Regions from separate parts of the Homo sapiens genome. Here region 1 is linked to region 2. Evidence: chromatin loops called from intact Hi-C (ENCODE). Cell type or tissue: Caco-2. All regions are shown on one strand. Links, peaks and the distances in the headings refer to the core of each region. The heading gives the core; the rest is flanking DNA.

Region 1 (16,389 bases), core at 3,465-11,464, 54 kb before region 2:
CATTTGGTTTGTTTGTTTCTATTTTATTTTCCCTGAAAGGCAAGACCATTGCCTCAATGATTCCACGTTGATTCAGTTTTATTTGCATGTTTGTTTTGTCATTACTGTCACCACCCTTGGGAATTTTGGTTGGGAAGTGAGAAGTCAGGCTGGGAGGATGGGGACTGGCCAGTGGCCTCCTAGAGCAGGGGTGAGTGTGGCCGTATTTCAACAAACCTCTATTTACAAAAACAGGCAGCAGGAGACATGTGGCCCCCCAGCTGTAGTTTGCAGAGCTTTGTCCTAAAATTCTAATTTGCGGCCACTTTTTGCAGCCTCCTGTAAACCGATTCTTGTTTTAGTTTCTGTTCTAAAGCCCAGGGCCCTGAGTCTCGGAGAAGAAAGCTGCTTGCTTGGAATTACACAGAGAAGGACCGCCCATGTGGACAGCTTCGTCCCTGAGGCAACTCTTCTAGCTGGCAGGTCATACTTGGGTGTCATGGAGAAATGCCAGGGAACGAACAAACACAGATACTCAGGAGACAATGGAGTCACTTTTTTCCTGGCTCTTTTGGGGATGGCTCACAAACTGGGGGTGAAAAGCTGATGAGGAACAAAGGTCTGGGGAGCTGGCCCAAGGCCCAGGACCCCCAACAGGCTGCACTCTGCAGGGCTCACTGAGCCTCATCAGGGCCGCAGCTGGCCAGACCCTGCCTCCAGCCACCGAGGCACATTACCTGGGCCCAACAGATGTCCTGGCAGCGGGGCCACAGTATCCTCCTCATCGTCCACTCTCTTCAAGACCAGTGCAAAGAAAGCAGCGAATCCCAGCACCTGAAAAATACCCAGGGAGGTCCTCGAACCCACTCTGGTAACTCTCAACCCCTCATCTGCGAGCACGTGGGGCTTGGGGCCACGTTTGTATGTTGGGGAGGGCCCTGTGTTTTGGGGGAATGCAGCTCCCTTCTGCAGAGATGGGAGGTGGTCATGAAGCTGGACCGCAAGGCCTTGGCTCGCAGACCAGATGGGGGACTGGCCAGTCCTAGAACTCCCCTGAGCCTTCCCACCTACTACCGCTCACCTGTCTGAGGGGTCTCTGATCTCTCCGCAAGGAGAATTGCTCTCCCCCAGGGCTTTCAGCACAGGGATCCTGCCCCACCCTGCTCCTTCCCTTTCCTCCAGTATTAAGTAATGCGCTCAGGTGCAGGGTCTCAGCTGCAAGGCCTCAGCCACGTGATCTCTGCGCCTGCTCCACACAAACACAGGAGGATCCTGTGGTTCACTTGGGGAACAGAAAGGCTCAAGACGCAGCCCTGTTCTTAGTATCCTGCGAGCCTAGTGTTGAAGGGAGGTGTCGGATGCTTTTTGAGTCTTATGGTAAAGGCTGTTCAGGGAAGAATGGGGGACGAGAGGGGATTTGGCAAAGTCCCATAGGTGTAAAGATGAGCTTTGTTTTTTTTGAGATGGAGTCTTGCTCTATTGCCCCAGCTGGAATGCAATGGCATGATCTAGGCTCACTGCAACCTCCGCCTTCTGGGTTTAAGTGATTCTCCTGCCTTAGCCTCCCTAGTAGCTGGGATTATGGGCACCCACCACCACGCTCGACTAATTTTGTAATCTTTTTCTCTTTTTTTTTTTTTTTGAGATGGAGTTTTGCTCTTATTGCCCAGGCTGGAGTGCAATGGCGCAATCTCGGCTCACTGCAACCTCTGCCTCCCGGGTTCAAGTGATTCTCCTGCGTCAGCCTCCTGAGTAGCTGGGATTAGCTGCGATTACAGGCATGCACCACCACACCTGGCTAACTTTGTATTTTTAGTAGAGACAGGGTTTCTCCATGTTGGTTAGGCTGGTCTTGAACTCCTGACCTCAAGTGATCCACATACCTCAGCCTCCCAAAGTACTGGGATTACAGGCGTGAGCCACCGCGCCCAACCAAGATTTGCTTTAAATATCTCCTCCTTTCGGTGGCTTCCCCTACACCCCAATCCAGTATCTCTTCCCCTTAGGGGTTCCCCAGGGATTGCCCACTGCCCGACTCCTTCCAAGGGAAACTGTGCCCCTTGCCTCCTCTGCTCTACACCTGGATTTAGGATTTCTTTCTTTCTTTCTTTTTTTCTTTCCACCATCCCAGGCTAACAGATCACCAGGAGCTGGTCTCATGGGAGCTGCCTGACCAAGGATTTTTTTTTTTTTTTTTTTTTTGAGGCAGGGTCTTGCTCTGTCGCCCAGGCTGGAGTTCAGTGGCGCAATCACAACTCACTGCAGCCTCAAACTCCTGGACTCAAGCGATCCTACCACCTCAACCTCCCAAAATACTAGGATTACTGGCATTGAGCCACCATGCCGAGCCAGAATTTCTTCAACTCTAACAAGTTCTTTTGCGTAATTTTACATCTCAGAAATAGGAGTGTAGCTTCTAACTCAGGCACACATATAATGACTTGGTGTTTTTTCCAAAGGGAAAATTCCTTTAAATTGCTGTCTTTTCCCTTGCAAGCAGACTCAGAAAAAAAAAAAAAATGAATAACTAGCTACATAAATTGTTGTCTTGTCTCAAGATCAAATGGATGTTAACATTGAGGAAATAGGGTATTATTTATACATATATATGTATACCCTAGGGCAAGGGTAACCTCGGGTAATATGATAGGGCTATTTTTCCTGCCTTGGGCCTGCCCAGAGGGGGTGCTCCAGGTTCATTTGTTGAATATATAAATAAAGGAATAAAAGCCCAGGGACTAGACTGCTGGCAGTAGGGAAGGGATGGGTGGAGGGGAGGAGGGCGGGTGCCTGAGGCAGGGTCCTGACCTTCAGGGGCTGGGTGACGAACATGCTCTCCACGAAGGAGACAGCCATGGAGATGAGCCACCTGAGGGAGCTGGCCCTCCCGTAGTGCAGGCCGTAGAGCATGGTGAAGAAGGCCGCCACGCCACTGGTGGCCGCTACCAGGAGCCAGCCCACCAGGATGCACCACCAGGGCAGGCCTTGAGGGGGTTTGCTCACCTGAAGAGCGCTGCAAAGGAGGTGGACAGACATAGTTAGGGTGGCCACACCCCCAGGCAATCTCAAGGTCAAACCCCACTCTACTCTGATCAGCATGACCTTGGCCAAGCTCCTGGACCTCTCAGATCCTCTGTTTCCTTCTCTGTAATCTATACCTATCTCAAAGGTCTATGCCATAGTCTGTGGAGTAAAAGCAGTTACATTTACTCAGTGCTTAGTAGGGGCAAGTCCCCGCACTAAATGCTACACACAGATTTGCTCTGTTATTGCTCAGGGCAAGCCTAGAAGGCAGATACCATAGAATCTTGTTTTAAGTTTTCTCCCCCCGGGTGCAGTGGTTCATGCTTGTAATCCCAGTACTTTGGGAGGCCAAGGAGGGCGGACCACAAGGTCAGGATTTCGAGACCAGCCTGGCCAACATGGCGAAACCCCGTCTTTACTAAAAATACAAAAATTAGCCGGGCGTGGTGGCGGGCACCTGTAATCCCAGCTACTCGGGAGGCTGAGGCAGGAGAATTGGTTGAACCCGGGAGGTGGAGGTTGCAGTGAGCCGAGATCGTGCCATTGCGCTCCAGCCTGGGCAACAAGAGCAAGACTCTGTCTCAAAAAAAAGAAAGAAAATTCTCATCATACAAAAATTAGTGAGCACAGTGAATACCCAGGTGTTTATTAGCTGGCAACCACTATCACCCCTTGTCACACTTATTTCATCTGCCCCTCAGCCCTGTTTTGTTTTTGTTTTTGGCTGGAAAATTTCAACATAAATTCCAGACATAATACAAAATAATTCCTAGTCACTTCAGAATGCATCTCAAAAGTGGCCATTTTTGCCAGGCGTGGTGGCTCACGCCTGTAATCCCAGCACTTTGGGAGGCTGAGGCAGGTGGATCACTTGAGGTCAGGAGTTCGAGACCAGCCTGGCCAACGTGGTGAAAGCCCATCTCTACCACAAATACAAAATTTAGCTGGGCGTGGTGGTGGGCACCTGTAATCTCAGCTATTCGGGGAGGCTGAGGCAGGAGACTCACTTGAACCCAGGAGGCAGAGGTTGCAGTGAGCCGAGATCACGCCATTGCATTCCATCCTGGGTGACAGAGCAAGACTCTGTCTCAAAAAAAAAAAAAAAGGCAATTTTCTTACTGAATTACGATGCTGTTTTCACACAGCTAAATTAACAGTAATTTTTAAATGTCACCTAGTAACCTGTCTGTATTCAAAGTTCACTGGTTATCTTAAAAAATGCATTTTGTTTTAAGTTTGAATCAAGAGATAGGCGTCATCATTCCCATTTTAAAGATCAGGAAACTAAGCCTGAGAAGTTGAGGAGCCGGTCCAAGAGTGAAGTGCACAGATGGGAAACAGCCCACAGGAACACCGTTGTGACTGTAGCATGCGGTACAAAGGGCCCTGAGTGCCTTCCAGCAAACAGACCTGTTCAAACCCGGCCTCCCTGAATGTGTGCAGGAATCCTGCATTGTTTCTGCCTGGCAAGGTCTGGGTGGACATCCTTCCAAGATTGTTCAGAATGCCCTTTCCAGACGGCCCCAGGCTGGGGCAGGCAGGCACCCACTCAGCCCCCAGGGAAGTGGATTACCTGGCATGTGCAGGGGCCCAGGTGCCCGGCTGTACCCCCAGGCCGCCCTTCAGGGTCTGCAGCTGCCTGAGGGCCTGGGCATGGCTGTGGGGCTGGGAGAAGCCTCGGGGCCCCACCAGCCGCAGCTCTTGCTCCACGTGTTCCAGCTGAAGGTACAGACACTGCCTGTAGGCGCTGTCCTTCCAGGGGCCACTCCGTGCCGCCTTGGGCTTGGGACACTGTGATTTCTCTGGAGGACAAAGAAGAAAGCGATCAGCTTGTGCTGAGTCACAGAGCAAACCAGCTGCAATACAAACAACAGCCAGGTGGGGCGGCATGCGCAGGTGGTCCCAGCTACTCGGGAGACTGAGGCAGGAGGATCGCTGGAGCCCAGGAGGGCGAGGCTGCAGTGAGCTATGATGGCGCCACTTCACTCCAGCCAGGGCAACAAAGCCAGATCCTGTCTCCAAACAAAACAAACAAACCTCCCCCCACAAAACACAACAGTAATAGTACCAGCTTCTGAGTATGAAATGCTTGCTATGTGCCAAGCCCTGAGAAATCTGAGGTTCAAAGAGACGGAGTAAGGTTTTAGGGTCACACAGCCAGTTAGGATTCGATGTTTCTCTTTTAGATTTTTATCAGAGTCATTCTTCAAATTTCCCTACACATCAAGAGAACAGAGGAGAATCCCATACTCATCACTCCAGCTACAACAATGACCAACATTTGGCCAGTCTTGTCTCATCTCTTTTCTTCTCCTGGAGCTTTTTTTTTTTTTTTTTTTGCAGTGAAGTCTCACTCTGTCTCCCCAGCTGGAGTGCAGTGGTGTTATCTCAGCTCACTGCAACCTCCACTTCCTGGGTTCTAGAAGCAGTTCTCTTGCCTCAGCCTCCTGAGTAGCTGGGACTACAGGCGCACGCCACCACGCCCAGCTAGTTTTTGTATTTTTAGTAGAGAGATGGGGTTTCACCATGTTGGCCAGGTTGGTTCTAAACTCCTGACCTCAGGTGATCCGCCCGCCCCGGCCTCCCAAAGTGCTGGGATTACAGGCGTGAGCCACAGTGCCCGCCCTCACCCCCCGACTCCCCCACCCCCTGGGCCCAGAGTATTTTAAAGCAAATACTTTAATATGGTAAGACTTGAATTTGAACCCTTTTTTGTCTAGTGCCAAATATAGTGTAATCCTGTCCCTTTGTTTTTTTGTTTTTTTTGTTGTTGTTGTTGAGACGGAGTTTTGCTCTTGTCGCCCAGGCTGGAGTGCAGTGGCGCAATCTCAGCTCACTGCAACCTCCGCCTCCCAGGTTCCAGTGATTCTCCTGCCTCAGCCTCCTGAGTAACCGGGATTACAGGCACCCGCCACCATGCCCAGCTAATTTTTTTTTTTTGTATTTTTAGTAGAGACGGATTTTTACCATGTTGGCCAGGCTGGTCTTGAACTCCTGACCTCAGGGGATCGGCCAGCCTCAGTCTCCCAAAGTGCTGGGATCACAGGCATGAGCCAGCACGCCCGGCCAATACAGTGTAATCCTTAATCTTGTGTTTTTAGCTTTTTTAAAAATTATGAAACATCTCAAACATATAAAATTAGAGCAAATGATGAGATGAAGCCACACAGCGACACAGCGTCAAAATGATCAAAATGACGCAGCGAGACTCCGTCTCAAAAAAAAAAAAAAAAAAGAAGAAATGCAGTTATAATCTTGTATCTTCCCTTCACCTACAGGACAAGCTTTTCTAACTGTGCTTAGCATCTCCAAGGCAGAGCACTATCCCACCTGGAGGTTGCCTTGAGAGACAGCAGTCCATCTGCAACCCAAAGAACGCCTCCGACGAAACTGTCTCTCATGTTGAGAGTTTCAGCCACTTGTACAGGCTAGCCCTGCCCAGGAAGGTGCAAGCTGGACCTCCTGGTAGATAATTCTAATTCACTGAAGTGCGTTACGCCGACCCCCACTGGCTTGCTTCCTCTCCTCCCCGCCATTCATGCCAAGTCTCCTTTTAAAATCCCTGCTTTCTGCCTCAGAGGTGTAGTGATATCCTTAAGTCAGGAAGCCTGTACTTCTTCCCCTAAGCTAGCTTTGGAATAAAAAGTTACTTCTCTTTCTCTCTCCACCCACCGACCTCTATCTCTTTTTGAGACAGGGTCTAACTCTGTCCCACAGGCTGGAGTGCAGTGGCGTGATCTTGGCTCACTGCAACTTCTGCCTCCCGGGCTCAAGTGATCTTCCCACCTCAGCTTCCCAAGTAGCTGGGGCTACAGGCACATGCCACCATGCCCAGATAAAAAAGTCACTTTTTTTTTTTTTTTGAGACAGAGTCTCACTCTGTCGCCCAGGCTGGAGTGCAGTGGTGCGATCTCGGCTCACTGCAACCTCCGCCTCCCAGGTTCACGCCATTCTCCTGGCACAGCCTCCCTAGTAGCTGGGTCTACAGGCACCCGCCACCACACCGGGGTAATTTTTTGTATTTTTAGTAGAGACGGGGATTCACCGTGTTAGTCAGGATGGTCTCGATCGCCTGACCTCGTGATCCGCCCGCCTTGGACTCCCAAAGTGCTGGGATTACAGGCGTGAGCCACCGCTCCCGGTCAAGAGTCACTTTTTAAATACCAGATCTCACTCTGATTAACTGGACTCTGCAAATGGCAAGCAACTATATCTGCATTTTGGTTACAGCCAGGTATATGCATCTCCAGCCCTGACTCAGATAAGGTTAGGGTGTTGGGTAAATGGCTATGGTGAGGTCAACTCCTACCTTCCTCTGACTCACAGCCTCCTCCCTCACCCTCCTGACTGGGCTCCCTCACTGAAGCCTCAGCTGAAGATTCCAAGTCAACACTTTATTTTGCAGGGCTTCTGCTAATGTTTCTGAAAGATAACATCACTGCCAATCATAACACCACTTACTGTATACCTGCTTTGTGTCAGGCTGGGATCTAAATACTTTACATGTCTTACAATCTTATTCAGCCCTCACAATAAGCCAACGAGCTAGGTGGATCAATACCCCTATTTTATATTTTTTTTACTTTGAGACACGGTCTCACCCTGTCAACCAGGCTGGAATGCAGTGGTGCAACCTTGGCTCACCGCAACCTCTGCCTCCCAGGCTCAGGCAGTCCTCCTATCTCAGCCTCTCAAGTAGCTAGAATTACAGGTATGTGCCACCACGCCCAGCTAATTTTTAACACACCCCCTTTTTTTTTTTTTTTTTTTGAGACAGGAGTCTTGCTCTGTCACCCAGGTTGGAGTGCAGTGGTGCAATCTCAGATCACTGCAACCTCCACCTCCCAGGTTCAAGTGATTCTCTTGCCTCACCTCCCAGGTTCAAGTGATTCTCCTGCCTCAGCCTCCCGAGTAGCTAGGACTACAGGCGTGTGCCACCACATGCAGCTAATTTTTTTATTTTTAGTAGAGATGGGGTTTTGTCATGTTGACCAGGCTGGTCTTGAACTCCTGACCCCAGGTGATCTGCCCACCTCGGCCTCCCAAAGTGTTGGGATTACAAGCGTGAGCCACCACGCCCAGCCAACACCTCTATTTTCTAAGGGAAGAAATGAAGTCTCAGAGAGGTTGAGCAACTTGTTTAAAGTTGCACCGCTGCTACTGCAGCTGGGAGATCCCAAGGTTCTGGCCGACTCCAGAGTTCATGTTCTTAAGGTCCAGTGTGTCCAGCTGTGAATGCTAAAACTCCCAAACTCAAAGTCAAGGATCTAGTGGAAGCAGGGATGACCTCCATAAGCAGCCCAAACCCAGCTCTCTGGGGCAAATTCTTTTTTTTTTCTTTTTTTTTGAGATGGAGTCTTGCTCTGTCACCCAGGCTGGGGTGCAGTGATGTGATCTCAGCTCACTGCTGACTACACCTCCCAGGTTTAAGCGATTCTCTGCCTCAGCCTCTTGAGTAGCTGGGACTACAGGGGCAAGTAACTCTATCAGGGGTGGGGCCAAGAATTATGAATTCAAATTGCTTATTCTATAAACCATACTTTCGTGTTCTAAACAAGGTTTAGATAGTGGCCACCCTTGTGTATTAAAAATGGTAGCATTCTAAACCCACATAACTATCCACCATGTTCCACAGAACATTTCTGTCACTGTAGAAAGTTCTATTGGATGGCACCGCTCTAAATGGGAAGATGGACAGGAAAGGGGCATGAAGGGAACCAGGAGACTAGTTGAAACCGGAATAATATGCCATATATACATTTGTTTAATGAAAAGAAAACAATGTTACTGGGTTCTAGCTGGATATTGTTGGAAAAACCTCTGAATTTGAGATCTTTTATCTCTGTCAAACAGATTAAGGAGTGTTAGAGAGGCATTAAAGACATAGTCGCACCAAACTGAGACTTTCTCCCTTTTTTTTAGAGCTAGGGTCTTGCTCTGTCACCCAAGCTGGGGTGCAGTGGCACCTGTAACCTCAAACCAGTTTGCTGTAACCTCAAACTCAAAAAAAAGACTCAAGGGATCCTCCCACCTCAGCCTTCCAAATAGCTGGGACTACAGGTGCCCATTGAGAAGGAGTCTTGCTCTGTTGCCCAGGCTGGAGTGCAGTGGTGTGATCTTGGCTCACTGCAACCTCCACCTCCCGGGTTCAAGTGATTCTCCTGCCTCAGCCTCCCAAGTAACTGGGATTACAGATGTGCACCACCACGCCCAGCTAATTTTTGTATTTTTAGTAGAGATGAGGTTTCACCATGTTGGTCAGGCTGGTCTCGAACTCCTGACCTCAAGTGATCTGCCCACCTTGGTCTCCCAAAGTGCTGGGAATACAGGCATGAGCCACCGTGCTTGGCTAACACCTGGTTAAGTTTTAAACTCTTTGTACAGACAGGGTCTCCCTATGTTGCCAACGCCGGTCTCGAACTCCTGGCCTCAAGCAATCCTCCCGCCTCAGCCTCTTAAAGTGCTGGGATTAGAGGCGTGAGCCAGTGCTCCCAGCCATTTGCTTAATTAGGAGGATTGAAAACGAATAGAGAAAGGAATAACTTTTCCAGTCTGCAATTCCATGTTCCTTAATGGTTTTTGCTGCCCTGACTGTGATCTTGCTTCCTGCCCCACATATTCAGGCACGGATCGAGTTCAGCTTTGCACCCCAGCACTCTACAGAAGAAGGCACCGAGGCATTGAGAATGGAGGTCACCTGTCCACGGTCACACAGCCGGCTAGTGGCAGAGCCAGGACCCAGACATGGTTCTTCCTAGTGGAGATGAGACAAAAGACAGATGGACGGCTCCCACCTCACGGAGTTTACATTCCAGGAAGGATGGCGCAAGCTTTAAACAATTTTCACCTGATTCATTAGTTGGCCACAAACAGGTTGAATGCAAGAAGCTTAGGGAGTTGGCCGGGCACAGTGGCTCACGCCTGTAATCCCAGCACTTTGGGAGGCCAAGGCAGATGGATCACGAGGTCAGGAGATTGAGACCATCCTGGCTAACACGGTGAAACCCCGTCTCTACTAAAAATACAAAAAATTAGCCGGGCGTGGTGGCAGGTGCCTGTAGTCCCAGCTATTCGGGAGGCTGAGGCAGGAGAATGGCATGAACCTGGGAGGCAGAGCTTGCAGTGAGCTGACATTGTGCCATTGCACTCCAGCCTGGGCGACACAGCGAGACTCCATCTCAAAAAAAAAAAAAAAAAAAAAAAAAACTTAGGGAGCTAAAGAGCGCGTGGTCAGAGGCCCTAGTGTAGGTTAGAGGCTTGGGTTGCTCCCCTGAAGAAGGAATGCTTAAGCCAAAACTAAAATTTCAGTAGGTATTGGCCTGGCGAAGAGAGGAGAAAGAACATTCTAGACTAAAGGACCAGCCTGTGTGAAGGCTGTTAGTGGGAAGGCAGCTTGGCATTGTAGGGACAGTAGGTGCCTGAGGTATACAGAGGGAGGGGATGGCCGGTGGTTCAAGCAGAGGCTGGTGAGGGAGACCTCTTGTTCCCCTAGTGATGCTGATGTACCCCTTTGCTGTGTCTCCACCCGGCCCCAAAATGCGGCTTCTCTTGGCACAGACATGTCCAGGGCTTACCTTTCATTTCTGATGACCCCAAAGTGAGTGTTACAGGGTCCTCTCTCTTTTTGGCTTCCTCCCAGAACACCTGCCCTGATGTGTTCTGTGGATAAATGACATCTTCCACCAAGGCGAGGAGACTGTTGATGTCCATCAAGTTCACTGAGTCCCAGCCCAAGGCGGGGGATGGCACCTTGAGAGCTTTGAAGAGGGAGCTGACGATTCTTGACACATCCTGGTGGGGAAAGGGGCCATAAGCCAAGGTGAGGGGTGCAGCACAGGGGTCAAGAGCACACGCCCTGGGCCTGGCAACCTGTGTAGGGACCCCTGCTCTGCCCACTGAGATGTGATAGTGACCTCCCTGAGCTTCCATTTGTCAGCTCTTGAATCCCTCTTCTAGGGTTTGAACTCATTCCAGGCTGTACTCCTCAAAGCGTGGCACACAGTAGGTGCTCAATGAAAGCTTACTGAATGCATCAACGCAGAGCGGGGAGTCTCGTCCATGGGCTTCCAGCCTGGGAGTCTACCATGAAGGCATAATTCTTTGCACACAGTAGATACTCAAAAAGTATGTGGGTGTATGCGTGTGTGCACATGTGCATGTGTATGTACATGTCTGTGTGTCTCTCTGTGTATGTGTGTGCATGTATGCATATGTGCACCTGTGTGTTTGTGTGTGCATGTGTGTACAGATGCATGGGTGCATGCATGTTGCATGTGTATGTGTGTCTTCAGTTGATGAATTTTGGCACCTCACGTTGCCAGGCAACACAGGGCTGCTGGGTCTCAAGCCCCAGGCCTCACCCCCACTTCTGCTGAGGCTACAGCACCCCCCAGGCTAGCTGAGGTTGAGGACCTGCCTTGGTCACTGCCTCAGGTGTCAGAAGGCCGTCCTCCATGGGCTGTGGGGAGGGAGTCAGGTTGGGGGACCCCCGGTCCCATTTTCCAGTGTTCTGCTCCTTCGCGACCCGGGGACGGGTGTTCTGAAAGATCTGAACAATCAGGAGGTTGATGGGGAACATGAGGATGGAGCTCTCCAGGCCAATCATCACCTCCTGCCAGGTGAATTCAATTTTACCTGGGGAAAGGGAAGGAAGGGATCAAAGGGAGAGGCCACCGCCCGGAGCCCAGTCCCTTCTGCCCCTTGTGGAAGCTGGCTGTGCAGTGAAGGGTTAACCCTGCCCAACGCCTGGGAGGTCACCGCTCAGCCCTTGGAAGTTCCCAACTGCTAAGAATGTCTTTGTTTCCCTAGGGTCTTGGGTCACACCGGATGGTCTGTGCTAATGATGAGATTTAGGTGGGGGCCTAGACCATATGATGTCAGCTTGACCTCTAGAGGGGCTGGAGGCGAAGGGCAGCCAAGTGGGTGTCAGCCATGCCTATATGTTGGAGCCCCAGTAAAAGCTCTGAATAGTGGCTGGGCATGGTGGCTCATGCCTGTAATCCCAGCACTTTGGAAGGTCAAGGTGGGTGGATTACCTGAGGTCAGGAGTTGGAGGCCAGCCTGGCCAACATGGTGAAACCCCTTCTCTACTAAAAATACAAAAATTAGCTGGGCATAGTGGTGGGTGCCTGTAATTCCAGCTACTCGGGAGGCTGAGGCAGGAGAATTGCTTGAATCCGGGAAGCAGAGGTTGCATTAAGCCGAGATCATACCACTGCATTTCAGTTTGGATGACAAGAGCAAAACTCTGTCTCAAAAAAAAAAAAAATTGTGAATTGCAAGGCTGGAGTGAGTCCCCCTGGTTGGCAATACTCCATGTGCACTGTCACACATCCTCAGGAGAAGTCAGCACCATCCACGACTCCACTGGGAGAGGATGCTGGAAGCTATGTGCCTGGTCTCTTCTGGCCCCTGCTCCATGTGTCTCTTCCCTTTGCTGGTTTTAATCTGTATCCTTTCTGTGTTTTTTGTTCTTTTGGTTTGTTTGTTTATTTTTTTTTTTTTTGAGATGGAATTTTGCATTTTTTTACCCAGGCTGGAGTGCAATGGTGAGATCTCAGCTCACTGCAATCTCCGCCTCCTGGGTTTAAGTGATTTTCCTGCCTCAGCCTCCTGAATAGCTGGAACTACAGGTGTGCACCACCACACCCGGCTAATTTTGTATTTTTAGTAGAGATGGGTTTTCACCATGTTAGCCAGGCTTGTCTCAAATTCCTGACCTCAGGTGATCCACCTGCCTTCGCCTCCCAGAGTGCTGGGATTACAGGCGTGAGCCACCGTGCCAGCTGTATCCTTTCACTGCAGTAAACCATAACTATGAGTACAATGGGTTCTGTAAGTCCTGCTAGTGGATCACTGAACTGGAGGGCGGTCTTGGGGACTCTGGAATGGCAGTGGCATTGCTGGAGCAGTGAAGGCTCAGGTCCACCAGCCACTAACCCTGACCTCCATGACACTGGGAATTACCCAAGTCCATCTTTTGCTCAGCTGGGTCCTTGGGGACCCCCCAGAACATGATGCTGGTCAGCATGGTGCACAGCAGCAGGGAGAAGCAGCAGGACACCCTCTGGACGCGGGTGAAGCTGCTGCGAGCGCAGCGGCTGAAGATCGAATACCAGATGTGTCCATCCTGGAAGCCCGCGGAAGTCTTCATGAAAAACAGGTGGCTGCAGGCAGGCAGGGAGAGAGGGACAGGCATTTAGGGAGACAGGAATGGGGGAAACTGGTCTCTGTGGGTCGTTCTTGGGATGAGAAGCAGGAAGAGCGGCAGAGATTTGTTTCTAAGATTGTTCACACTTTTTTTTTTTTTTTTTTTCAGATAATGTCTTGTGTCTTGCTCTGTCACCCAGGCTGGAGTGCAATGGCACGATCTCGGCTCACTGCAACCTCTGCCTCCCAGATTCAAGCAACTCTCCTGCCTCAAACTCCCAGGTAGCTGGGATTACAGGTGCCCACAACCACGCCTGGCTAATTTTTTGTATTTTTAGTAGAGACATGGTTTCACCACATTGGCCAGGCTGGTTTCACACTCCTGATCTCAAGTGATCTGGCCGCCTTGGCCTCCCAAAGCGCTGGGATTACAGGTGTGAGCCACCGCGCCTAGCCACATTTTTTTTTCGGATGGAGTCTTGCTCTTGCCAGGCAGGAGTGCAGTGGCATGATCTTGGCTTACTGCAACCTCTGCCTCTGGGGTTCAAGTGATTCTCCTGCCTCAGCCTCCCAAGTATCTGGGACTACAGGTGTGAGCTATTTTTTTTTTTTGTATTTTTAGTAAAGACGGGGTATCACCATGTTGGCCAGGATGGTCTCGATTTCTTGACCCCTTGATCCACCCGCCTGAGCCTCCCAAAGTGCTGGTATTACAGGCATGAGCCACCGTCCCCGGCTCCCCCCCCAATTTTTTTTTTTTTTTTTAATAGAAGAAACACAGCATCTTAGCAGCATCACTTAGAGTTAACAATGAAGGCTCTGGAAGTCAGATTAGAATTACAGACGGCCCTCTTCCCAGCTGTGTGACCTCGGGCACGTTACTTTGTTCTTTGTACCTTAGATGACTTGTCTGTAAATTGGGGCAAGTAATAATAACAGAACCTACCTCACTGGATTGTTGAAAGGAATAAAAGTGATGATTCTGTAAAGCATTTGGGGCAGTAGCTGGCATATAGGTCAATATTCAATCAGTGTCAGCATTGTTATTTTTGCTGTAATTTTAATATAATAATATAGCTAAAATACTATTAGTTTTGTTACAGTTAGATCATTGGAGTACAGTGGTTAAAAATCCCAGGCATGACGGAGTGCAGTGGCTCATTCCTGTAATCCCACGACTTTAGCAGGGCAAGGAGAGAGGGTTGCTTGTGGTCAGGAGTTCAAGACCAGCCTGGCCAATGTGGTGAAACCCCGTCTCTAATAAAAGTACAAAAATTAGCCAGGCATGGTGGCATGCACCTGTAATCTCAGCTACTTGAGTGGCTGAAGCAGGAGAATTGCTTGAACTCAGGAGGCAGAGGTCACAGTGAGCCAATATCGTGCCACCATACTCCAACCTGGGTGACAGAGACTCTGTTCAAAAAAAAAAAAAAAAAAAAAAATCCCAGGCATGGCCAAGCACAGTGGCTCACACCTGTAACCCCAAAACTTTGGGAGGCTGATACGGAGGATCCCTTGAGCCCAGGAGTTTGAGACCAGTCTGGGCAATATGGTGAAACCCCATCTCTACAAAAACAGTTGGGCATGGTGGTGTATGTCTACAGTTTCAGCTACTCAGGAGGCTGAGGTAGGAGGATCTCTTGAGAAGGTCGAGACCATCCTAGGCAACATAGCAAAGATTCGTCTCTACTTAAAAAAAAAAAAAAAAAAGAAAAAGAAAGTGAGGCATCGTGGTGCATGCCTGCAGTCCCAGCTGCTCAAGAGGCTGAGGTGAGAGGATTGCTTGACCCAGGGGGGTAGAGGTTGCAGTGAGCTGTGATCGTGCCACTGCACTCCAGCCTGGGTGGCGGAACAAGACCTTATCTTAAAAATAAAGAAAACAAAAATAAAGTACCTGAATTGTTTTCTGTCCTGCTCCGTGGCCACAGGAAACACCTTATCGAGGACGCAATCTCCAACATTGATGGATAGCCAGGAGTTGCACAGGAAATACCACTTCCGGTCCATCACCAGGTCATAGACCAGCACCCGGCTCACATACCTGGAGAAGGGACCCAGAGTTTTGAGGATAAGGTGGAGCAGGGGAGGAGACTTCACTGGACATCACCAAGGTAACAGTTTTGCAAACATGAACCCAAAGAACAAGAGCTCCTCAGAAAAAGAAACCATATTTTTCTTTGTTCTTGGTGCCTTAATTAAAATTCGCGTCACATAAGGAGGTCAGCTACTGTAGAGAGCCAACTCTGGGAAGCTGCCATGTTTCCACAAAGATGCTGCAAAAGGATGCATTCGGAGACCATTAACCTGTACACATGGCACCAAGCTCAGGGCCAGCGTCCAGGCATGAGCAAGTAAAGCCAAATTGTGTAAAGTGTGCATGTTCAGGCAGGTGCAGGCTGGGGTACGCAGAACATGGTCCTCTCTTGCGTTTCTTTCTTTCTTTTTTTAAATTTTAGACAGAATCTTGCTCTGTCACCCAGGCTGGAGTGCGATGGAGTGATCTTGGCTCACTGTAACTTCCGCCTCCCAGGTTCAAGCGATTCTCCTGCCTCAGCCTCCCGAGTAGCTGGGATTACAGGCATGCACCACCACACCCGGCTAATTTTGTATTTTTAGTAGAGACAGGGTTTCTCCATGTTGGTCAGGCTGGTGTCGAACTCCTGACCTCAGGTGATCCACCCACCTCGGCCTCCCAAAGTGCTGGGATTACAGGCGTGAGCCACCGCGCCTGGCCTCCTCTCTTGCGTTTCTAACCAAAGAATCACCGTCTATCTTGGGCTGAGGACTTTGTGGGTATCTTCTAACCTGATTTAGGTCTTTGAGGTATGGGGAAGAATTGAAATTATCTTGCCTATCCTGTGATGTCAGATCGAGCAGCAGTTTTCCCTGTTGCTATACAGCCAACAAGAACAGCAATGATGGCTGGGTGTAGTGGCTCACGTCTGCAATTGCAGCACTTTGGGAGGCCAAGGTGGGCAGATCACTTGAGGTCAGGAGTTTGAAACCAGCCTGGCCAACATGGTAAAACCTCATCTCTACTAAAAATACAAATAAATAAATAAATAAATTAGCTGGGCATGGTGGCGTATGCCTGTAATACCAGCTACTCAAGAGGCCGAGGCAGGAGAATGACTTAAACCCAGGAAGCAGAGGTTGCGGTGAGCCGAGATTGTGCCATCACTCCAGCCTGGGTGACAGAGTGAGACTCTGTCTCAAAAAAAAAAAAAAAAAAAAGAA
Region 2 (16,389 bases), core at 2,801-10,800:
GCTCACTGCAAGCTCCGCCTCCCGGGTTCACGCCATTCTCCTGCCTCAGCCTCCCGAGTAGCTGGGACTACAGGCGCCCGCCACCGCGCCCGGCTAATTTTTTTTTTGTATTTTTAGTAGAGACGGGGTTTCACCTTGTTAGCCAGGATGGTCTCGATCTCCTGACCTCATGATCCACCCGCCTCGGCCTCCCAAAGTGCTGGGATTACAGGCGTGAGCCACCGCGCCCGGCCAACCCAGATAATTTTTTGTATTTTTAGTAGAGACGGCGTTTCACCATGTTGGCCAGGCTGGTCTTAAACTCTTGACCTCAGGTGATCCGCCCATCTCAACCTCCCAAAGTGTAGGGATTAGAGGCATGAGCCACTGCACCCAGCCTGCACTGCTAATGTTTAACTACCAGTAAAGGAGGTGGGAGTGAGAAGCCCTGATTTGTAGGGTTTGTCAATTTCCATGGTATAAATGTTCCCACCAATCTATAAGCCTGATGCTACTGAATATAGAGTGAGGAGAGATGGGCACGCTCACCTCTGGCAAGTGGGTGGAGTCGGCACCACACACTACCCTGTTGTCAGATCCTCTTACTGGCCTCCCATTGGCTATGTGAACCGGGCAGGTGAGTTATCCTCTCTGAGTCTTGGTTTCCTCATTTGTAAAAATACCTGGAGTCCATCCCCATTTCTCAGGGCTCCAGGAAGACTGAATGTGGTGCTGTTTATAGAATTGCTTTGTAAACTATACATCTAGAAAGAATGTCATCCTGGCTAACACAGTGAAACCCCATCTCTACTAAAAATACAAAAAAATTAGCTGGGCTTGGTGGCGGGCGCCTGTAGTCCCAGCTACTCGGGAGGCTGAGGCAGGAGGATCGCTTGAACCTGGGAGGCGGAGCTTGCAGTGAGCCAAGATGGCTCCACTGCACTCCAGCCTGGGCATCAGAGCAAGATCCTGTCTCAAAAAAAAAAAAAAAAAAAGAAAGAAAGAAAGAAACAAAGAACGCTAGTTTTTCAAGTTTAAACAATGGAAAAAGATACAATCAATTGATGTCTCTGAAAATATATATATTTTTGAGATGGAGTCTAGCTCTGTTGCCCAGCCTGTAGTGCAGTGGCGTGATCTCGGTTCACTGCAATCTGCCCCTCCCGGGTTCAAGCAATTCTCCTGCCTCAGCCTGCTAAGTGGCTGGGGTTATAGGTGTGCACCACCACACCCAGCTAATTTTTGTATTTTTAGTAGAGACAGGGTTTCACCATGTTGGCCAGGCTGGTCTCGAACCTCTGACCTCCAGTGATCCACCCGCTTCGACCTCCCAAAGTGCTGGGATCACAGGCGTGAGCCACTGTGCCTGGCCTACTGAAAATATTGAAATATTAATGATTAATATCTAATTAAAGTGTAGTGCTTAAAGTAGGAACTTAGAGTTATTTCATGTGATTCACTAAGGCCCTGGATATATTAAGGTCTGAGTACCACTGATCTTTAAAAAATTCTCTCCCAGTGAATTCTCATTCACACAACTATAATTCCAAAGGCATGTAAAACTGTACAAATCAAGGCTAAGATGCCAGAGAAAGGGGACTTTCTTAACCTTAAGAAGGAAGGCAGTCCAATCACCCTGAATGAAAAAATTAGGAGAAACATTTGCTGCCTTTGATCCTGCATGAATCAGCCATGTGACTTCTGCAAAGTCAATTAAACTTTCTGGGTCTCAAATCCCACATCTGGCTGTCGAATTTCCAGGCATCTATGATCCCCTCCCTTGGTAGCAGCATCTACGGGTGATATTTTCCCTAAGAACCATCCCTCCCCAACTCTCAGGCCTTGGTTTGGGTGAAGCTGACCCTACATTGTACTCCAGCGTGGGCGTGAGACCCTGACCTGCCAAACTGACTGCTGCTTCCCCTGGTCTCAGCAGCTGGTCCAGGAGAAACCATGAACTGAGCTTCAGCCAGCAAGAGGCAGCCTCAGGACTTCTACTAGAAATATCCATCAAGACGTACTCTTTCTCCTCTGGGGTTAAAGATCAAAGCCTGGGGTCATCTTGCTACTGCTGGGAAGAGAGAATCCAAAAGAAGTCAACACAGAACCAGAGGAGGAAAGAGGCAGGTTTCTGAAGACACTGTCTGAGCGACTCATCCAGCTGTGTTTAAGAACAGGTCTACTCCCTGGGCTTTTCATTTTCATTTTCTTTTTTCTTTTTTTTTTTTGGTCGGGGGGTGGGGACACCATCTCACTTTGTCACCCAGGCTGGAGTGCAGTGGCATGATCTTGGCTAAATGCAACCTCTGCCTCCCAGATTCAAGCAATTCTCCTGGCCTCAGCCTCCCCAGTAGCTGGGACTACAGGTGTGTGCCACCACGCCCAGCTAATTATTGTATTTTTAGTAGAGACAGGCTTTCGCCATGTTGGCCAGGCTGGTCTCAAACTCCTGACCTCAAGTGATCCACCACCTCGGCCTCCCAAAATGCTGGGATTGTAGGCATGAGCCACGGTGCCCAGCTGGCTTTTCATTTTCTGAGCTGATAAAATTTCCTTTTGACCCAAGCCAGTTTCACCTTCGTTTCTGTCCCTTGCTACTTGAATTGTCCTAGCAAACACATTCAAGTGAACCCTACCTCTGTGATGGCTACTCTCAGCTAGTTCCCCAACAGCCATTACCCCAGCCTTCCTCCTGGCAGCCAGAATCCACCTTCTCCCACAGAAACTGAAAATGCTGGGTATCTGCTTTTCCAGTGCACTTTATAGCAGCGGACCTGACCCTACTTTGGTCATGGTATCTGAGGTGATGATTGCTTAGAGTGAGTGGGAAAGATTTTTCCCCTAATAAAAAGAGGTGCACAGGAGGAAACCCCTGCTCCCGCTGCTGGTACGCTGCGTTGACATGTAATATCCGGAACTGCAGCAGTCACTTTGATTCCTTGAGCAACAAGCCTAAGGCAGCACCAAAGCTCTAAGGATGGCAGACGAGAAAGATAGACTGAGCCTGGTTTCTCGCTGGCATCACTGAGCCACCGAACCAACCCTGGAAGTGCTTACCTCCTAACTTCTTATGTGAGTCAAGAAAGCCCTGAATCTGAAGCTACTTAGGTTGGACCTTCTGTTACTTGCAGCTTAAAGCATCATAATGAACGCAAACTCTTGTTTTAGAATTCTGTGTCAGTGGTTGGCCGGGTGCGGTGGTTCACGCCTGTAATCCCAGCACTTTGGGAGGCTGAGACGGGCGGATCATGAGGTCAGGAGATCGAGACCATCCTGGCTAACATGGTGAAACCCGGTCTCTACTAAAAATACAAAAAAATTAGCTAGGCGTAGTAGTGGGCACCTGTAGTCCCAGCAACTCAGGAGGCTGAGGCAGGAGAATGGTGTAAACCCAGGAGGCAGAGCTTGCAGTGAGCCGAGATCATGCCACTGCACTCCAGCCTGGGTGACAGAGTGAGACTCCATCTCAAAAAAAAAAAAAAAAAAAAAAAAAAGAATTCTGTGTCAGTGGTGAAATGTTTTACTGTAAACATCATTGCCTCCTTAGAATAACTGGAGAATTCTAACCATCTGTAGAACAAGATACATATTCAGAGCCGTGTTTGGAAAGGCCCCTCACTGGAGCCCAAGCAGGTGCAATGCTCTGGACTCTTGGTAAAAGGTTTTATGCTCCCTTGCAGAAACACCTTGCCTGTGATAGTGATGTTCCCGATTTCCAAACTCAGGTTGGAGAAGGCATTCCTCACCAGCATGGTGACCAGAAAGGTGCCTGCAATACAAAGGACCCAGAGTCACAGCCATTGTCATGAACTTGACCAAGAAAACTCTCCCAGCTTGCTTCTCTAGTCCACCGATGCCTCCAACGAAATCTTTCACCTCTGAGCATTTAATGAATCCCTGCTGTATGTCAGGCATGGTGCAAGGCTCTGGGGACACAGAGATGAAGGAGCTTGGTTCTTGTCCTCAAGGGCCTTATCATGTAGTAGACACATAGGACAGTGAACGCCAAACCACGGGAGGAATCGGCATGGGGCACAGTGGGCATTGGGTGGGCCCGCTTCAACCTCAGGAGAGAAAGAAATGGTTCACAGGATAGAGCCAGGGCTGGAGCTAAATTCCAAAGGAGAAGTAGGTTCTCGATAGATAAGACTGCAGATTCCCAAGAGGGAGACACATAGCAGGATTGTCAGAAGCGTGGAGACAGTGGAAAAGGATATTTTATTTTATTTTACTTTACTTTATTTTATTTTTGAGACAGGATCTTACTCTGTCATCCAAACTAGAGTGCAGTGGCACGATCTCAGCTCACCACAACCTCCACCTCCCAGGCTCAAGCAATTCTCCTGCTTCAGCCTCCCGAGTACCTGAGATTACAGGCTCATGTCACCACGCCAGGCTAATTTTTGTATTTTTAGTAGAGACAGGGTTTCACCGTGTTGGCCAGGCTTGGAGAAGGATTTGTAAGATTTATTTAGATACATGTGTGTCCCATCCCTTCTCCCTCATGGGGAAGGGGCTATGGGTAGGGGCTACCTTCTGTGTTCTCAAGCCCAGAGAGAAATGCTTGAGAGAGGAGCCTTCCTTGGAAAGCCCGGTATGTGTCTGTTTGGGGTCCGCATGGACAGGCTTCATACTCATGCCCTTGAAGGAACAGTCTGTGACGGGAAGACGTGCGGGTGGGAAGGGGACGGGAGGAAGGGGCTCCATTTCTGCGTCTGGGAAATAATTGCATTTGGCTGGGAGTCGGCCAAGACATGGGTCAGAATGTTCTGTGGACCAGATGTGTGCCTTGGGGAGACGGATGCTGACGAGGGGAGGGAGAATGAGGAGAGTCCAACAGAGAGGGGAGGTGGCCAGGGAGAAGCAGCCAGGGCGTGTGACCAGCTAAAGGGGAGGCATCCCCCACCACCCCAGGAACAAAGGCCTATAAGGCCCAGCTGGGGGCCCCAAGAACCCAGAGAAGCTCCTACAAGAAAGAGGCAGCTTGAAACATCTGCTAGCCCTCAAGAGCCAGGCCAGCTAGGACTCGGCCAGCACCACCAAGTGCAAATGTCCCTGCCCTGTCCCGTTCCCTTTCCATCCTTCCACTCCCGCCACCCCTGGAGTCATCCAAATCTGTTGGCCTTAGGGGCAGGAACAGTCTGTTAATCATCTAATAGTGAGCAAAAGTCACAAAGCACATGGATATTTTATCAGAGAGGGATCATCTTCCCCTGTGGAGTGACCTTTATAGCAGCGACTTTCATGGCAGGAGTAATTTTTATAGGTGACAAAGCAAAACCTGCATCTGGCTTATAACCCACGCGTGGTGTGATTTTCCAGCTGCAGCAGCCTCTAGACTTTCCCTCTTCCAAGCTGGACCCTTGGTATCTGGCAAAGCCCGGATGGTTTTCTTCTCAAACCTATTGTCCCTTCTGCTATCTGGTTTGTGGAGTTGCTTGCAGAGGGCATGGTAACCCCACACCTGCACAGTATCACCCGTTTTCTAACACACTTCTGAGATCCAGGGGGAGCTACGGGCAGGTCCTGGATGGGCTGGAGACTCTGCCATTCTCATCACATTTCTGCCTGCTGATCTCATCCGGGCCCTCAAGAACTCTCTGTTCCTTACAGATTAAATGCAAATGGGCGCTGTGGCCACCTCCCCTGGCTGGTGCCTGCCAGTCTGTCCTCCCGTCAGCATCATTGCAAATACTTCTGAGATAGACCAGAGATGGGACTTGGACCCCTGCCCTGCCTCATCGAGGACTCTACTACAAGCTGGTTGGGGAGGGTGGCCCATGGCAGGCACAGACCCCAGTCAGATCATCCAGACGTTGCACCACAAATCTTGCTCAAGGTGCCATGCCCACTGAGTGCAGACCTTGAGGAAACGAAAACAAACAGCTCCCACCTTAAATCTTACTCAAGGGAGTTAACCCTATAGCCCGCACACACAGAAGACCAGAAAAATGACCATCTTTACCCTTTGCCTCATTATAATACTAAAAATCATGCCCGAGGGTGGAGCTTTAACATGCTAATGAGACATACCACACATCAAGAAGCATGTGACCAGACTGCACAGGCGCTGAACATTCCCCACCTCCACATGCTTAAACATCGCCCTTTTCCCATCCTACCTCCTTTCAGAATGCCGGGAGTGGTGGCTCATGCTTATAAACCCAGCACTTTGGGAGGTCGAGGTGGGCAGATCATATGAGGTCAGGAGTTCAAGACCAGCCTGGCCAACATGGTTAAACCCCGTTTCCACTAAAAATAAAATAGTCAGGCATGGTGGTACATGCCTGTAGTCTCAGTGACTCAGGAGGCTGAGGCAGGAGAATCTCTTGAACCAGGGAGGTGAAGGTTGCAGTGAGCTGAGATCACGCCACTGCACTCCAGCCTGGGTGACAGAGTGGGACTCCATCTCAAAAAAAAAAAAAAAAAGACAGGCCGGGCACGAGGGCTCACGCCTGTAATGCCAGCACTTCGGGAGGCCAAGGTGGGTGGATCACCTGAGGTTGGGAGTTCAAGAGCAGCCTGGCCAACATGGTGAAACCCCTCTCTACTAAAAATACCAAAAAAATTCTCCGTGCGTGGTGGCGCATGTCTGTAATCCCAGCTGCTTGGGAGGCTGAGGCACGAGAATTGCTTGAACCCAGGAGGCAAAGGTTGCAGTGAGTCAAGATCACGCCACTGACTGCACTCCAGCCTGGAAGACAGAGCAAGACTCCATCTCTAAAAAAAAAAAAAAAAAAAAAAGAACGCCTTCTGGACTTTTTGGGGAGTCAGCCCCTGAACCTCCACTCCAGTGCTGCCTTCTTTATGTTTGAACATAAGCCTCTAACAAAAGCCTCGTCCAGGAAAGTTTGAGTACATCAGAGCCTAAGACCCCATGGTCGGCAACACTTCCTCTCTCCATCCCCATCTCTGCCATTCTTGGTTTTTACCTCTTTCCCGCTAGGGCATCACCTGCAGTTCCCCAAACCACACTCTTCTCTAGAGATGTTTGAAGAAATCTGAATATGCCTGGTCTCTTACAGGGGCCCTAAATGGGGGTGATTTTGCCCCCCAGGGGACATTTGGCAATGTCTGACATTTTTGTCATCATGACTTGGGGTGCTGGTGTTACTAGCATCTGGTGAATAAAAGCCAGAGATGCTGCTAAAACTCCTTCAGTACCAGCCCCCAACTGTAACGAGGAATGATCCAGCTCCGAATGTCAGAAGTGCCGAAGTGGAGAGCTGATAACTCAACGATGGCAGATTACATCTGGCTGTTCCTTATCTTATGACCCAGGCAGGATGCTGTGAACCAAATCTATGTCCCGGACACACTGGAAAACTGGCCGGCAGGACCCTGGGCACCAAGTCACAAAGGGAAGAGGAGGGGCATCAGAAGGGGAGCCACTAACCCCATGTACCTTCAACCGGAACAGCCAGGCGGCAAATCCCAAATGGCTCTCCAAAGCTCACTTGCTCGTGGGAGAAGGTTGCATTGAGTCCAGCCACCTCAAAGGTCAGCTCTTCCGGGGTGCCCTGAGCCAATGAGATGGTGATCAATAGGTCCTGTCCAAGCTCCAAATGGTCAGAAGCCCAGGAGGCCTGCAGCCCTGACAGCAGCTCCACCAAGTGGACTGTAATGTTTCTGGAGATTGTAGAGGTGGTGGTGTTGCCGGTGGCTTGGATCTCCAGGCGGTGCCTCCCAGGGCCCATCAGTTTCTGGGTTTCTCTGTCCAGGATCAGATTGTACGGTAGCGAGCCCTTTTGGGTGGTGGACTCGGCCAGGGTTATGTCACCCAAAAGCACAGTGTAAGTCACTCCTGTTCCTAAGTGGGGTAAGAAAAATTAAAGAATGTTGGTAACAACCATGCGGTTGATAATACTATGGCAGCTCAGAGTCAGTCTCTGAAGCCTGATTCTGGATACAAACTTGGATACAGATGCAGACATAAAGAAATATGTAAGGATATGCCCCCTTCTCAAATATTAATGGTGGTTATCCCTGAGTATTAGGTTAATGACTGATTTCGTCTTTCTTTTGAGACAGGGTCTGGCGCTGTCGCCCAGGCTGGAGTGCAGTGGTGCGATCTCAGCTCACTGCAACCTCTGCCTCCCCGGTTCAAGTGATTCTCCTGCCTCGGCCTCTGGAGTAGCTGGGATTACAGGCGCCTGCTACCACACCCAGCTAATTTTTTGTATTTTTAGTAGAGACAGGGTTTCACCGTGTTAGCCAGGATGGTCTTGAACTCCTGACCTTGGATTTGCCCGCCTCAGCCTCCCAAAGTGCTGGGGTGACAGGCGTAAGCCACCGCTCCCGGCCGTGATTTTGTCATCTGGGGGTCCGCTCTGTTCATTTGCATATTCTAACTTATTTATACTATACATGTCTTACCCGAGAACCTAAATATTTGTAATTAAAAAATTACCACATTTAGTTGCCAGGGATGTCCTGGTCGGGGGAGGAGGAGGAGGACTAAAAGGGAGCATTTCTTAAGGGTGGGGGCTGATTTTTATGCATGAGAATTAGCTTTGGGTCTTGTTTTAAGCAGGAGCAAGTAAAGCCATTCCTTCATCCTACACTGGTGACCGCCCAGAACCCTGCAAACCAACATGAGAACTCAGCCCGTTCACGGGAAGATGGGGGCTCCCTTGCAGGTTGCAGATGGTTGTTCTTACTGGATGATAAATATTGCGGTTGACTCTTAAAATCTGACTTAAATCAACAAATTAGGATTCCTTCCAATAAAAACCAAGCTAGCGTAGTTCTCATCTGGGTGATGATGATGATAACTACGATATAAGCCCCATGAGAATGGGAACCCTGACTTTCATATTTACTGCTGCCTCGCCCACACCCGGCAGAGTAGTAGGCACTCAATTATATTAGTAGGATGAGTAAATAAATGAAGGATTATTTTGTTTCCTCAGGGGAACATATGAGCCCTCTTCATCCAACAAACATGCAAGAACAGAAGGGGTTTCCTGAGGGCTGTGTTAAAGCCCCATTATGACTTCCACAGCTATTGCTATGAGAGGGCTCCAGGTGGGATGTGAGGTCAAACCGAGCCACCTGCTCATTGCACTAGCTCTCTGCTGCCCTGTTTACATCAACAGGCCTCTATTCTAATCTCAAACTGGTCCTGGGCTTCAGGAAAAACGCTGCCCTGGGTGAGGATGAGTCTTAGCCAGGAGAGTCTCTATTGAGAGAAAGGATGATAATTTAAAATATTTAACAACCAGCACAGCATGGGCGCCAACCAATTAGAATGGATGCTCTGATAAATCAGAATAGACACTGCGACCAACAAATAGATGCCATGACCAATCAGAATAGATGCTGTGACCAATCAGAATGGACACCCTGACCCATCAAAATAGACATGACAACCAATCAGAGCAGTCTCTGTGACCGATTAGAAAACACAGGCTGGGCGCGGTGGCTCATGCCTGTAATCCCAGCACTTTGGGAGTCCGAGGCGGGTGGATCATGAGGTCAGGAGTTCAAGACCAGCCTGGCCAATATGGTGAAACCCTGTCTCTACTAAAAATACAAAAATTAGCTGGGTGTGGTGGTGGGCGCCTGTAATCCCAGCTACTTGGGAGGCTGAGGCAGGAGAATCGCTTGAATCCAGGAGGCGGAGGTTGCACTGAGCTAAGATCATGCCATTGCACTCCATCCTGGGACACAGCGAGACTCCATCTCAAAAAAAAAAAAAAAAAAAAAGGAAAACACACTGTGGGCAGGCACAGTGGCTCATGCCTGTAATCCCAACATTTTGGGAGGCCGAGGTGGGCAGGTTACCTGATGTCAGGAGTTCAAGACCAGCCTGGCCAACATGGCGAAATCCCATCCCTACTAAAATAGAAAAAAATAAAAAATTAACCTGGCATGGTGGCACGCACCTGTAGTCCCAGCTACCCAGGAGGCTGAAGCACGAGAATCACTGGAACCCGGGTGGTGGAAGTTGCAGTGAGCTGAGATCGCACCACTGCACTCCAGCCTGGATGACAGAGCAAGACTCTGTCTCAAAAAAAAAGAAAAGACACTGTGACCGATCAGAATGGACATGACAATCAATCAGAGCAGTCTCTGTGACCAATCAGAAAACACCCTGTGACCAATGAGAATGGACCTCAGCCATAACAGTTGGCATGGCTATACCAGTGGGTGCAGCTGAATACTGGCCTTGGCCAGGGGCAACTTGATTGTGCCAAGCTAGTCGATGCTGGCTGTACTGAGATGGGCTCAGGCCCAGTTGGTAGCAGTCCCAGTGCCACCTCATCCTAGTTAAATTCCCAAAAGGAAGTGACTCGGAAGTTCGGTTCTACAGGGATGCAAAGAAGGGCCTTTGGAAGGCTAGGAGCACTCACTACCTTACTAGCCTTCTGACTCTGGGCAAATGTTTTAACCTTTCTGTGTCTTCATTTCTTCATCTGTAACATGAAGATAATACTACTATGTAATGAGTAGACAAGTTTATGCAAAGCACTTAGAACAGTGCCTGGCACACACTAGGTGCTAAATAAATGAATAAATGATAGTTTAAAAATGAACTCGGTCAGGTGTGGTGGCTCACACCTATAATCCCAGCACCTTGGGAGGCCAAGCTAGGTGGATCATCTGAGGTCAGGAGTTTGAGACCAGCCTGACCAACATGGTGAAACCCTGTCTCTACTAAATACAAAAAATTAGCCAGGTGTGGTGGTGCATGCTTGTAATCCCAGCTACTTGGGAGGCTGAGGCAGGGGAATCACTTGAACCCAGGCGGTATAGGTTGCAGTGAGCTGAGATTGTGCCGTTGCACTCCACCTGGGCAACCAGAGCAAAACTCCATCTCAAAAAAAAAGAACTCAGTAGGTGATCCTTGTTACTATTTATTTACTTTTTTTTGAAACAGGGTCTCACTCTGTTGTCCTGGCTGGCATGCAGTAGCATGATCTCAGCTCACTACAGCCTCGACCTCCCGGGTTCAAGCCATACTCCCACCTCAGCCACCCAAGTAGCTGCAACTACAGGCATGTGCAACCATACCTGACTAATTTTTGTACTTTTTGTACAAATGGGGTCTCACCCTGTTGCCCAGGCTTGTCCCGAACTTCTGGGCTCAAGCGATGCGCCCGCCTCAGCCTCCCAAAGTGTTGGAATTGCAGGCTCAAGCCACTGCACCCAGCCCACTATTTATTAAGGTCTGGGAGTTGGATAGATTTGGAGGAAATCAGTGATTTTATAGCTTGCCTTGATGTGCCCAATTCTGCAGACTCACCTCCATCAAGCTCCACCTGAATCCACAGAGGATCCCCAAAGACAGCCTGGCAGAGAGGGCCGGCTCCTGACTGGGACAGGCCGGAGCATGCAGTCACACTGAGCGTCTCCATCTTGTCTCGCACGGTCACCTGCCTCTGAGCTGTCACATGCCACTCACTGGTTGTGCATTCAGCAAACACGGTGAATTCCCCAGGAGATGTGAACTGGTGGGTCACATTGCTGGACACATTGCCGGCCACAGTCAGGGACATGACCAGTGTTGGGGAAACACAAAGACACGCATTTACACATGCACTGACAGGGTTTGGATCTGCGCTCCTGCCCAAATCTCATGTTGAATTATAATCCCCAATGTTGGAGGTGGGGCCTGGTGGAAGGTGATTGGCTCATAGGGGCGTTTTCTCGCGAGTGGCTTGGCACCATCGCCCTGATGCTGTTCTCTTGGTAGTGAGTGGGTTTTCACAAGATCTGGTTGTTTAAAAGTGTATGGCTGGCCAGCCTTGGTGGCTTATGCCTGTAATCCCAGCACTTCGGGAGGCCGAGGCGGGCAGATCGCTTGAGGTCAGGAGACAGAGACCAGCCTGGCCAACGTGGCGAAACCCCATCTCTACTAAAAACACAAAAGTTAGCTGGGCGTGGTGGTGCACACCTGTAATCCCAGGTACTAGGGAGGCTGAGGCAGGAGGATCGCTTGAACCCAGAAGGCGGAGGTTGCAGTGAGCTGAGATCGCACCACTGCATTACAGGCTGGGCGACAGAGTAAGAGCCTGTCTCAAAAAAAAAAAAAAAAAAAAAAAAAAAAAAAAAAATCCAGCGAGTACTAGTAACACTAGCAATAATAGTAACAACTTAGACTATGTCGTTCCTGGCCTGAAAACCCTCCTATTATCCTCTGTAGTGGGTGCTACAGGGAATCCCCCAGATTCCACCCTTCAAGCCTGAGCATGCATTCCCCCAGTACACCTGTGAGCTGTGGCTGAGGGCTTACAGCTGAATCCATGTCCAGGAGTCCCTTTTAGCCAAAGGGAGCTGCCTCGCTCAAACCTACCTCCCCTCCCATGGACATCTGCACCCCACGAGTGCTCAGTGCCGGGGTATAATGGTCTGGCTCTCTGGCCTCAACTGGAAGCAACTCTGAGGGCCATCTCTGCTCAGAGGTTTCTGCAGGATCGTCAGGGTCTCTGTGGCCCCTGCATCCCAGTTCAACTCTCCTCTTGCCCCATCTTACTACTCCCTTCCCATGCTCCACAACAGAGTCTGTTTCCTGGTTCCTGTGAGACAAAGTAGCAAACTCAAGGAGATAGGTGTGCTCATTTCTGTTAGCCAGCATAATCACAGGAAGCCCCTGACTGCAGTGACAGGCAGCCCTCCAGAACACTTTGAAGACAAAACAGAATAGAGTGCTCGGCTTCCACGTCTCTAGCCTGAGTCACTATATCCCTAAAAAGATAAATGACTGGTCCTTTTCTTACATATAAGATAATGTCTCGCTGGGTGCAGTGGCTCACGCCTGTAATCCCAGCACTTTGGGAGGCCGAGGTGGGCGGATCACGAGGTCAGGAGATTGAGACCATCCTGGCTAACACGGTGAAACCCCGTCTCTACAAAAATACAAAAAAAAAAAATTTAGCCAGGCGTGGTGGCGGGCGCCTGTAGTCCCAACTACTTGGGAGGCTGAGGCAGGAGAATGGCGTGAACCCGGGAGGAGGAGCTTGCAGTGGGCCGAGATCGCGCCACTGCACTCCAGCCTGGGTGACAGAGCAAGACTCCGTCTTAAAGAAAAAAAAAAAAAGATAACATCTGAGATGGCTGGTGATTATGCTTCTGCAATCTACAACAAGATTTTTTTTTTTTTTTTTTGAGACAGAGTCTTTCTCTGTTGCTCAGGCTGGAGAGCAGTAGCAGGATCTCCGCTCACTGAAACCTTCGCCTGCCAGGTTCAAGCGATTCTCCTCCATCAGCCTCCTGTGTAGCTGGGAATACAGGCATGCACCACCACGTCCAGCTAATTTTTTTTTTTTTTTTTTTTTTTTTAGTAGAGATGGAGTTTCACCATGTTGACCGGGCTGGTCTTGAGCTCCTGACCCCAAGCGATCTGCCCACCTTGGCCTCCCAAAGTGCTGGGATTACAGGCATGAGCCACCGAAGCCGGCCAACAAGATATACTTTAGTCATCTAGAGGCAGATGCACTCTTGCACCCAAACTTTGATGTGATTTTACGTGGACTGAACCTCCACAACCCATATAGAAGCTGTGAGCTGAAACACTGTTTTGGAGCAGTCTGGCAGAACCTCTTTGAAAGACCTCCCAGGCTGTAGTTCTCAGTCTGTCGTCCTGAACAAAACTAACTTTAATTATTTAAAAAGCTTGATTTTTCTTTAGTTGACAGACCCCACCTACGTTAGACTGGCTAGCATCAACAGCTCTTCAGGACCAGGCTCCTGCTGAGTTTTTCAGCATCTTTCATTCTTCCACAGAGTCCTGAACTCCAGGCATGGCGAGGTCCTTGCAGTTATTTGAATACGCCACATGCTTTCAGGTCCATGCTACTCTCTTTTCTCTAGATCCATTGCTCTTGCCTTATAATTCTGGTTCCCCGAGAGAGGACTTTAGCTCTAGGTCACTCTAAGGCTCCTGCTGTTTTGTGGATTATTAGTTTCAGACAAATCTCTGCACGCCCAATATCAGCTGTGCGCAGAAGCAGCCGATTAACGGAAGAACAATGTCAATCCCTAGATTTGCCAGAAGGTGGCGCTCAGCTAACCAACGCTGGATTCACACAGATTTCACCAAAAGCAAATTGTTCTGTAAGGCCCGTAATACAGTTTCAGAAATGTGGAAAATTTTCCATGACAAACACAGAAAAAAAAAAGGCCCTCCATGCAAATGAATATAAGGCAAGGTAAAAAGGAGCTTCTAACAGAGAAGTCTTCTGACTCCTAAGCAATGCAATTCTTCCCAGGAGCTCTTATTATTTATCAACAATGGATACGAAGGGTTTGATTTAAACATCTCACCTCTTAGACTAATGATGAGTTAAGAAAAAGGAGGCTGCACCAACACATAAGAGAAAAGCACAGTGATATTTACACAAAAAAATGTGGCTTCCGTACATTCAAAAATCAAAATTCATGCTATTTTCCCTATCATAACCTGAGTTCTGTGGCTGCTAGTATTGATAAGAAGGCATCAGAAAGGCATTTCCCAGTGTTTATAAAAATGATTTTTAAAAGGTGGGTGGTGACCAGGCACAATCGCTCACGCCTGTAATCCCAGCACTTTGAAAAGCCGAGATGGGCAGATCATCTGAGGTCAGGAGTTCAAGACCAGCCTGGACAACATGGCAAAACCCCACCTCTATCTACTAAAAATACAAAAATTAGCTGGGCGTGGTGGAGCATGCCTGTAGTCCCAGCTACTCGGGAGACAGAGGCAGGAGAATCGCTTGAACCTGGGATATGGAGGTTGCGGTGAGCCGAGATCATGCCACTGCACTCCAGCCTGGGTGACAGAGCAAGACTCTGCCAATCCTCCACCCGCCCCCCCCCCCCCCAAAAAAAAGGTGGGTGGGTAGTTTCAAGGTCCAACAAATCTTTAATGTAAAGGAAGATGGACTATTTGGGTGGGGCAATGGTGGAGGAGGTGCCACCATCTATTTCCTTTGAAAGAGAAAAAAATGTCAGTGATTGTTGTTTAGAGCTAATGCCCAGAGAGACTGCAAATGTCAAACAGTGCTGTGTCTTAGATTTTAATCGCACAAAAACTTCCAGAGAATAATACAACAAACACCCTTGGATTCGCCATCCAGACTTAACAAACATTAACATTTGGTCCCATTTGCTTCTGTTCTAAACCACTGTTTATCACTGAAAAGTCCTGTGTAGCTGTGGGTCATAGCGGGGCTACATTTAGGCAATTTTGACTTATGCCAAATTCAAGTTCTACAAGATTTGGGGGCTGAAAGATTGTGTAACTTACAATCTGTCGTTTTCTTTACAAACTCATAGCAGTCAGGAAGAAACCCACAGAACAGTGGCATAGGTATTTGTATCACCCAGATATTTGCCCCCAAAACATCACTGTAAATAGTTTCTCATTTGACACCATGAAACATTCAAGGCAGCCACGAACACAAATGTGACAGGGGGCCATGTGCTGTGGCTCACACCTGTACTACCAGCACTGTGGGAGGCCGAGGGGGTAGATCACTTGTGGTTAGAGGTTCGACACCAACCTAGCCAACGTGGTGAAACCCTGTCCCTACTAAAAATACAAATATTAGCCAGGCATGGCGGCACATGCTTGTAGTTCTAGCTACTTGGGAGGCTGAGGCAGGAGAATCGCTTGAACCCAGGAGGTGGAGGTTGCAGTGAGCCGAGATCGAGCCATTGCACTCCAGCCTGGGCGATGGAGAAAGACCCTGCCTCAAAAAAAAAAAAAAAAAAAAAGAAAGAAAGAAAAGAAAAGAAAAGAAAACCTATGAGGTAGAGTGTTTGCAAAAGTAGCAGCAACAGTTCCTCCCATCCCATATAGAAGCACCTCGCAGTGTGGCTCCACACTCCTTCTATCAGTAGGTGGGGTCTATTCCTCCACCTCTTGAATCTGGTCTTGGCCATGGAACTTGCTTTGGCCAACGGTATCTTAGAAAATGTAACACAAGCAGAGATTTGAAAAAATGTTTGCGCATTGGGCTCCGCTGCTAGGAACACTGTGTGAATGAGCCTAGGCTAACCTGTTGAGTGATGAGCAGCATATGCTTCTAGCTGACATCCAGCTGACCACTAGGCATGTGAGTGAGTGAGGTCTTCCCGGACAGCCTACCCCAGCCAACTCCACTCAGACAAGAAAAGCCGCCCAGCTCTCCAAAGAACCGTAAGAAATGGTAACTATTGTTTTAAGCCACCAAGTTTTGGGTTGGTTTGTTATGTGGCAAAAAAACTGATGATACAACCTGGCTCAAGGCTCAGAGATTTCTCTTACCTCGGCGGGTTGTAGGGATCAAAAGTGTGGCTGTCTCCTGTACTAATTATACAGGACAGGTTTCCTATGTAGGGTGAGAGGAGCCACGTCAGGGAGATGGTGACATTGTCAAAGATGAAACTCTCACTGGACACCATCAGCTGCAGGGCTGTGGATTAAAACATAAAATGCTGCATGCA

Evidence for each region. Hi-C counts contacts between places; a loop is a spot of excess contacts. Peaks named below come from ENCODE experiments on the same cell type or tissue, not always from the same donor. Only the 100,000 strongest peaks of a DNase experiment are listed, where the experiment ranks them.
Region 1: it touches region 2 in a loop (2.3-fold over the local background); 7 of 110 quality-filtered maps call a loop at or near these places.

What each region holds. Positions count from the first base shown.
Region 1 is chr16:81,136,721-81,153,109 of GRCh38, forward strand. It overlaps the pseudogene PKD1L2. Among named protein-coding and RNA genes, the nearest start is that of GCSH, 49 kb to the left of the region's middle. RefSeq lists enhancers at 826-1,443, 2,724-3,018. In Caco-2, for the core only: no CTCF peak of the experiment used is centred there; DNase peaks (open chromatin) are centred at 4,791, 6,380, 7,331 and 7,661.
Region 2 is chr16:81,191,278-81,207,666 of GRCh38, forward strand. It overlaps the pseudogene PKD1L2. Among named protein-coding and RNA genes, the nearest start is that of BCO1, 39 kb to the right of the region's middle. In Caco-2, for the core only: no CTCF peak of the experiment used is centred there; a DNase peak (open chromatin) is centred at 7,584.